Linked DNA regions of Mus musculus: region 2 is linked to region 1. The links are chromatin contacts, found by Hi-C or POLR2A ChIA-PET in ENCODE. All regions are on one chromosome and are shown on one strand. The core of a region is the stretch at or near the end of the contact, and the rest is flanking DNA. Distances in the headings are between cores, read along the strand shown.

Evidence for each region. Hi-C counts contacts between places; a loop is a spot of excess contacts on that map. ChIA-PET counts read pairs that join two places held with the same protein, here RNA polymerase II (POLR2A).
Region 2: a map of heart shows a loop between it and region 1 (2.0-fold over the local background). The contact joins the promoter of Pmvk here to the promoter of Flad1 in region 1. A Hi-C loop is called at or near these places in 3 of 37 maps with a recorded cell type or tissue (all heart). POLR2A ChIA-PET finds 5 or more read pairs at or near these places in 4 of 5 experiments (Patski and embryonic stem cell).

The regions. Positions count from the first base shown.
Region 1 is chr3:89,410,208-89,414,370 of GRCm38, reverse strand. Flad1 (flavin adenine dinucleotide synthetase 1) reads left to right here and starts at 2,490. Exons shown (of 8, transcript NM_177041.4): 1 at 2,490-2,587; 2 at 2,991-3,213. The coding sequence starts at 3,127.
Region 2 is chr3:89,457,472-89,461,722 of GRCm38, reverse strand. Pmvk (phosphomevalonate kinase) reads right to left here and starts at 2,605. Exons shown (of 5, transcript NM_026784.3): 1 at 2,259-2,605. The coding sequence starts at 2,353.

The sequences.
Region 1 (4,163 bases), core at 1,241-3,740:
GTTGTTTTTATCTTTTATTCCTAGTTCAACTGACATTTTAACTTTTTTTTTAGATGTATTTGGTTTTGAGACAGGCTCTCACTATGGACACCAGACTGGCCTTGCCTCTGCCTCTCAAGTGCTGAGATTGAACCTTTACACCGCTATGCCTAGTTTCTGGTTCATACTGTATTAGTATTTTGTCCTCACATATGTGTGTCCGCATGTGATGGCTGGGCATCAGAGCCTGGCCTCGGCTGGCCTGGGACTCACTCTGTTAGAGTTGTAAGATACCATGTGGATGCTGTGAACCCAACCCAGGTTCTCTAACAAGCAACAGGTGCTCTTAACTGCTGAATCATCTCTCCAGCACCGTTAACTCACAAACCTAAAGGCATTCACATCCCCTGGAAATGTTCAGAGGGCAGACTCTGGGCACACTGTTCCATGGAACAGCATGAACCATGGGTTCAGCAATGTGTTAAAAGTTCAATCTTTCTACCAAGCACATAAAAGCTTGGAACATTTGTTTAAAAAGAAGTCAGATAACCTTTTTTTTTTTTTTTTTTTTTTTTTTGGTTTTTCGAGACAGGGTTTCTGTGTGTAGCCCTGGCTGTCCTGGAACTCACTCTGTAGACCAGGCTGGCCTGGAACTCAGAAATCCACCTGCCTCTGCCTCCCAAGTGCTGGGATTAAAGGCATGCACTACCACTGCCCCACTATTGTTTGCTCATTTTGTGACAGGGTCTTACTGTATGGCTTACTGTATGCCTCCGCCTCCCAAGTGCTAAGATTAAAGGTATGTACCACCACTCCCAGTTTAGAGTTTCAAAAAAGTATATAATACTTTGTGGTCACACTCATTCCCCTATTCATCCACACCCCCCACCTTTTAAACTAAGGAAACCCCACAGGACTTACTACTTAAGGCTGGTCTAACATTCACTATGGCATTTCAAGATCGTGTGGGCACCCTTTCTGAACCTGTCTCCAATAACATATAATTCTTTTTCAGTCCTGATCCTCACAATGCTAGACCAGTGTTCTAACACAAAGCCATATTCCCAACACGTTTGCCACATGTCATGAGAGCATATTTATTTGAAAAGATATTGTGGTTTTAGCATGCCTCCAAGTCACAACAGAAAATCCCAGGAGAAATGTAGATGTCAGACCCCGTCCAAACCTACTGGGTCACAATTTACATATCGTAATATCTAGGGATAGCGAGATGGTTCAGCAGGTAAGAGTAAGACTCCGCCACCCAAATTGGGATAGATCCTAGGCCCCACATAAAGGTGAAAGAAAAGGGACTCCAGAAAGTTGTCCTCTGGCTTCCATTTGCATGCTGGGACACTGCTGTCCTTCCTAGTCATACAATAATAGTAAAAGCTTTTTTAAAAAAAAGAAAAAAAAAACCCAGATGATTAAGCTATTTTTCCCCAGCAAAGCAAAGGGTGGAGGGGCACTGAAGTAGGAATGAAATGTTGTGAGTACCCAAAGTGAGTCCAAGGTACTCCTGCGTACCCCTCTCTCCAGGGACCCATCATTGGGAAGTGATGTTCTGGAGGCAGGTGGGGCAGGAAAGGGTTTTTACATTTTAAAGTCAGAGAAGCTTAAGTAGTTTTTCCCTTTATATTAGAAACAAACGAAGGTTCCACACCCTGCAGCTCACACCTCATTGTTAATGCTAATAACATCTTCACCTTCCCCACGCCTTTAATCCCAGCATTTGGGAGGCAGAGGCAGGCGGATTTCTGAGTTCGAGGCCAGCCTGGTCTACAGAGTGAGTACCAGGACAGCCAGGGCTATACAGAGAAACCCTGTCTCAGAAAAAAAAAAAAAAAAAGAAAAACCATCTTCACCTTCTCAAATTTAAGAGGCAAAGCCAAGCGGTGGTGGCCCACGCCTTTAATCCCAGAACCTGGGAGGCAGAAGCAGGAGGAGTTAATAAACCTGGTCTACAGAGCGAATTCCAGCTACACAGAGAAACCCTATCTCGAAAGAGGAGAGAGGGGTAGAGACAGAAAGAGAAATGTGATGCAATGAAGTGTAGTAACACATGATTTGAATCCCACCACTCCCCAGGCAGTTCGAGACCAGGCTGATCGGTTTAAACAAGTTACTTCCCGGGCTATATACTGGGGCTCTGTCTGAACTGTTTTTTAATATTTGAATGAAACAGAATCAGACCTTCATTTTCTTCTAGTACTACAAAGCAGCACCCGACAGTCCCACCCGACAGTCCTTAAAACACCTCCCAATATTTTCCCTTCGAGTACCAGAACACTTTAAGTCCCGCCCTCCATGGGCTAAGGCCAGGCCCCTATTTTTACTTCCGGACAGTGATGACTACATGGTGTTGCCAATAACAACTTAGCATTTCCTCTAGCTCCGCGATGAGGCGCGTGAGCGATTGCCGGTTAGACCAATAGAACCACTGGTAGGAGTGAGCGACAGCCAAAATAACCAATCAACATGAAGCATTGTAAGGCGGGACTTTGAGTACGGAAGCTGTCCTAGGACATGCGGAAAGGAAAGAGCGAATGACCCTGTGCAGGGGGCAAAATAGAGGTGGGATGATACGAGATCAGTGATCTGAAGCCTGGTGAGAAAAAGAGATCTCGGGATAGAAAGGGTGCAGAAGTAGGTTGAGCCCTGGTCATTGGCGGAGGGAGGAAAGAAATGCATTTAAAGGGACCCTAAGGCCCAGAATAAGGTAGACATTTAAAGGGACAGGTGATCCGAAGAGAAGAGACATTTAAAGGTGCAGATATACCCAAGATAGGGCAAATTTTAAACCTGCTCGGCAGACGGAGATATCTAAAGTGGTAGGTCTTGGGAAAACATGGCACTTTAAAGGAATAGGAATCGAGACGTTTTTAGGAACCTGGGGCTTAAGAGTATGTTAAAGAGGCCGGAGTAAGGGTGACTAAAGAAGATTGAGCCTTCCTTCCTCTAGGAAGAAGGTACACTCCTGACGTCTTCATTGTCCTTTCTGGCTCTTCCAGGTTCCCTCAACCCCGGAACTCAGGGTATGGCCTCCTGCATCCTGTAGACCTGGCGGCCTCTCAGTACATACGGCCCCAATTTGGGGTTCTGAGTGGCTACTGGAAAGCCTTGCAAAAGAGCACAGAGGGCAGGACCATGGCATCTAGGGCCTCTGAACTGCCCCCAGGATCAGGGCGCAGCGTGACAGCAGGCATCATCATTGTTGGAGATGAGATCCTTAAGGTGTGTCTGGAACGGAAGAGGGGAAGAGTGTGGCATTCTATTGTCGTGGACTCTTTACGGTGAAAGGAGGGAAACCGGAGTAGGAATCCCCTTTCTTGCCAAAGTCCGGCCCTGGAGTGAGTCCTAACACATTGGAGGAAAAGTGACCCTTCGGTTGAGTGTTTCTGTTGAAAGATGGGTAGTAACTTTCCTACAACTTGCTACGAAGTATGACTGGGGGCAGAGTAGCCACATAACAAGTGACAGGTGGCACAGCAAGTAGAGGAAGCTCAGCAGGCTGGATAGGCGAGCTAGAAGGAAGGTAAGAGAAGAAAGGACTCTATTCTGGACGGCCAGGGTGCTGTTAGAGGATGTGGCAAGCATGGGTTGGCAACAGTAATAGTTACCCTGATCTTTTTTAGTGTCTACCAGAGGCTGGTCTGCACTTAACTATATCACATGTGGCCTTACAAACTTCAAAAATTCCATGAAATTGGGGTTTTTATTACAGATCTCTATAAATTATGAAACAGCCTCAAGGAGGTTAGGAAACTTACCCCAGATCACAAGCCTACAAAGTCCTAGGAACAAAGTGATACATGCCTTAACCTCCAGCACTTGGGAGACAGAGGCAAGTGGATCTTTGTGAGTTCGAGGCCAGCCTGATCTACATAGCCAGTTCCAGAACAGCCAGGGCTACACAGAGAAACCCTGTCTCAAAATAAATTAAAAAAGGAAAATAGTGGAAGAGATAGGATTCTAGCCCAATTCTTCCTTACTCCAGAACACAAACCTGAGACAGAGTCTGACTGGGTATCCCTGGCTGGCTTAGAGCTCTTGTTTTATGTAAACTAGACTGGTTTTAAACTCACAGAAATTCACCTGCCTCTGCCTCTGCCTCTGGGGTGCTGGGATTAAAGATGTATGCCACCATGCCAGGCTTAAAATTTTTAATTTTATGTTTATATATC
Region 2 (4,251 bases), core at 1,356-3,855, 47 kb before region 1:
CATCATCTGCCCTACCGTCACACAGGACTATTACAAAAGTCAAAGGCATATAAAAGAGCCCTGAACAGGCAGAAGGCATTAAATAATTGCCATAGGAAACTCTAGACCTGCTGATGTTCTGGTTGGATCAGGTTTATGCTGGGACTCCAAAGGCAGCATAAACCTCTCAGAGCCACAGAGACCTTAGTAAACGTTGACCTGGTTACCGCAACATTAATAATTTGCCCTTTTGAGATACTCAGTGTACTTACAATTGTTTCCTGTGTGCTATGAAATAGGTGCTCCCCGCTTTAAAAAATCATTTCTGGGTGGGGGGGGTCAGAGGACAACTGGTTTGACAGCAAGTGCCTTTGTCTGCTGAACCACCTCACTAGCCTGGTTCTTGTTCCAGATGAAGAAAATGAGGATGAGTGAAGAAAGTTAACTAAAAGTAACATTGTGCCAGGTGGTGGTGGCGCACACCTTTAATCCCAGCACTTGGGAGGCAGAAACAGGCGGATTTCTGAGTTCGAGGCCAGCCTGGTCTACAAAGTGAGTTCCAGGACAGCCAGGGCTACACAGAGAAACCCTGTCTCGAAAAATCAAAAAAAAAAAAAAAAAAAAAAAGAAAAGAAAAGTAACATTGTGGGTAATGAAACAGTAAATTAAAATAGCCAACACTGTATTCCGGGACAGGCTGGCTCCTTTGATTCTTTTAGCCATCCCATGTAATGCCCATTTAACAATAGCAGAACTTGACTAGAACAGATAAGACATCTGCAGTACACCATCCACTAAGCACTGAGCCAGGCCGTGAACTCCCAGCAGCCGAACCCCATCCATCGTCTAGGCTTCCGGCTGTTCTTCTGCCTATGTGTGGAGCTAAGAACAAGTAAAGTTTAGACACCGATGGTGATTATTTAGTGGTAAAGGTTTGGGGTAAGAACCTCAGCCCAGGGCTCCCCTGAACCTCTTGGAATGGCTGTGGTACCTCACACGTGGTGTCCTGACCACCTTGCCCTTGGAGAGGAGCCCCAGCATTCTCTCTCCCCCTTCTCTGCTTTCCCAGCCCAAGTTTCCAGAAGAAAACAAAAAACAGTGTTTCCTAGAATATTTTCTTATCACTTAAGAAAAATAAAAGGCTGGGGGAAAGGCGAGCCTCAGAAGCCTGACAGTCTTAGCTCAACCCCGAGAACCATGCTTTCTTAAAAGCTGAAGATGGGCCAAGTGTGGTGGCACATGCCTTTAATCCCAGTGCTGCTCTTCTTACAGACCAAGGCTCTATTCCCAGCACCCACATGAAGGCTCACAACCATCTGTAACTCCAGTTCTGGGGATCACCTGCCCTCTTCTGGCTTCCAAGAACACTCGCACACACCAAGGCACAAACCCACACCCATCACATAAACACATCTTTGAAAATAAATATCTAGAAAGGAAGGACAGAATGAGTGAATGGTGTTTCCAGGCAGGGCAGAGTGAGTGAACGGTGTCTCCAGGCAGGCCAAGCTGAATTTAAATCCTGAGTTTGCTACTTTATAACCCTAGCAAATTTAAAAATTTTAATACTAAAAATTCACCATGTTGTCCACTCTGGCCTTGAACTCCTACATGTATGAGCTCTCCCTGCTGCTGGACCACACACACACACACACACACACACAGAGACACACACACACAGAGACACACACACAGACACACACACACACAGACACACACACACAGAGACACACACACACACACCAGGTTTTAGCTCCTAAGGGCCCCTGCTTCTGCATCTGTGACATGGGATTGCTAATACCACTATTTGGTAAAGAAGCTAAATAGGTTAAATGAGATGATATAGACGCACAACACCTGGCATAGAATATTCCATAAATTCCTGCCATTGCAGGGTGTTCTGGGCAGATTCTCTTTGCAGCAGACACACTCAGGACGTGGTCTTGAAAAAAAACCTTTACAGTCTTGTTAGTCTCCTTATCTAGGCCAGTTACCTCAGACCACAATCATCAAACAGGAATGGCACGTTGAAGGTGCCAGCATAGTAATAGTAGTAATTCATGTTTCTTGAAGGCAGAGCTACATCTTCATAGATCTGCAGTGGCAGTCCCCTAGTTCTTTGAGGGAGATTTGTGCAGGCTGCTGTTTTACTGACCGTGAGGGTCTGCCTTCCCCTGCCCTGTCATCCTGTCCCTCCTTGCCCTCCACGAGCTCCCTCCATAAAGCCCTCCATCACTTGCGGTAGCGCCCTTCCTCGGTTTCCCTGCACCCGCGGACACCTGCTCTTCAGCCTCTCGGTCACGAAGTCCTTCCCGGATTTTCTCTTCCCGCTAAACAGCAGCACCAGACGCGGGGAGGCTCCGAGCGGGGCCATGGTGCCACCAAGCTTCACCAGGCCTAAAGCTGACACTTCGGACCCCTGAAATGCAGCCAAGCACGAAGTGGACCCGCTCAGTAGAAGCAAAAAGGAGGAGGGATCCCACTCCTTCTCCACACTACACAGCCCACATCGAAACCAGCGCGCAGAGAATGGGCGTAGAAACTGGAAGGGAAAGAGCCTTGCAGCCTAGTATCTAAGTACCTTTCCCGCCCCCCCCCGCCCTCCCCCCCCTGCGCAGCACGCACTTAGAACAGTCCACGCCCGCCCAGATGTGACGTCATGGCCCCGCCTTCTCGGCTGACAAGGTGAGCCGAGAGTGACGCTGGAAAGACTAGCCTCAAGTTCCCTTCTACACAACCGGCCAAACATAAAGATAAAGAAAAATAGTAATGTTGAAGGCATTTTCAAATCTGCCTTTTAATTTGTACGTTATAACTCATGCTCTAAAGCAAATATGTGTTTGCCCCGCACTAAAAATAGCTCTTTCCAAAGAAGTAACCAGACAATGACATGATAGGGTGTGTTTCTTGACGTCATAGCGAGGGAGGGGTTTAATGAACAGTATGCTATTTCACTGTTGAAAAGGTTTTGTAACTGCTGAAGCCTCCAGCTGGAACTAAGTGATCTTTTCTTTAGCCGCATACTCCTCTCCAAAGCTTTTCAGAATCTCGAAAAAGAACATTGGTGACATTAGTAACTTAGGTTAAGGAGTTTTGACGCCACTCTGAACAAGATTACCCAATTTCCTCCGGAGACCAACATCCAGCCAGAAGTTGAGAGGCAAAACTAAGAGTGTTCTGACACCTACTTACTGTTATCTGTAGATATAAATTGCTGTCCTACATTTTTCTAAGCTTATCAAAATAAAGCCTGCAGCCTATGACTGCCTCCAGTGTATAAGACTGCAAAGTCTTGTGAAAACCAAAGTGAAACGTAAAGAAACTCTTAGGAAAATCATTTCTTTGCGTATTCGAAAGAGGCTTCGGCGAAGAGATGACTCCGCAGCTAAGAGCACTGGCTGCCCTTGCTGAACACCCACCTAGCCGCTCATAACCAGCTGGAACTGCAGTTCCAGAGGACCTAAAGCCCTCCCTTAGCCTCTGTGGGAACTGCATGCACGAGGTACACAGACATACGGGCAAAACACATAAATCATTTTAAAATAAAGAACAGGAGTGGTCAGGTACAGAAAGAGTGGACCGGGGAGGATCGCCAGAACTGAGGATGTCTGTCTGTTGATAGAGCCTCTGCCTAAGCCTAGGTTTGAGGGCCAGCACTGAATAAACTAGGTTTAGTGGCAAGTGCCAGCCAGCACTGGAAATGGAAGCAGACAAATTCCAGGCCAGCCTGGGCCATAAAATAAAATAAAATAAAATAAAATAAAATAAAGAGAAGGAAGTGAGAGGCTTGGTAAACAGAGGAAAGCAGAACTGTACAACAAAATACTTTGTAAACTTTAAAGTATCCACTCACAGCAGACTGTTTGTTTTAAGCACTGTGATTTCACAGTTTGTAAGTCAGCACATTGTCCCACCTCTGTGCAATAAATATTTCTCTGGGTCCCACCGAAAGCTGGCTCTCACCAGGCCAACGAAGCCTATATAGGGTGAAGTCACTTGTGGCCTCCTGCTCACTAAGCCCTCACTCAAAAGAAATCAGAACTTCCACCCAGAATTCTGAACCTGCCTGACATAACTCACCCCTTCCTTCAGCCCCACCCTGGAATCAAATTTCCCTGGAATTCTAGTCCCAATCACAAAACTTCCGAATGTATTTGCCTAAGCCAGGCAATGGTGGCACACATTCTTGATCTCAGCACTCAGGAGTCAGAGGCAGGAAGATCTCTGAGTTCGAAGCCACAGGGTGATTCATAGCCATCTGTAACTCCAGTT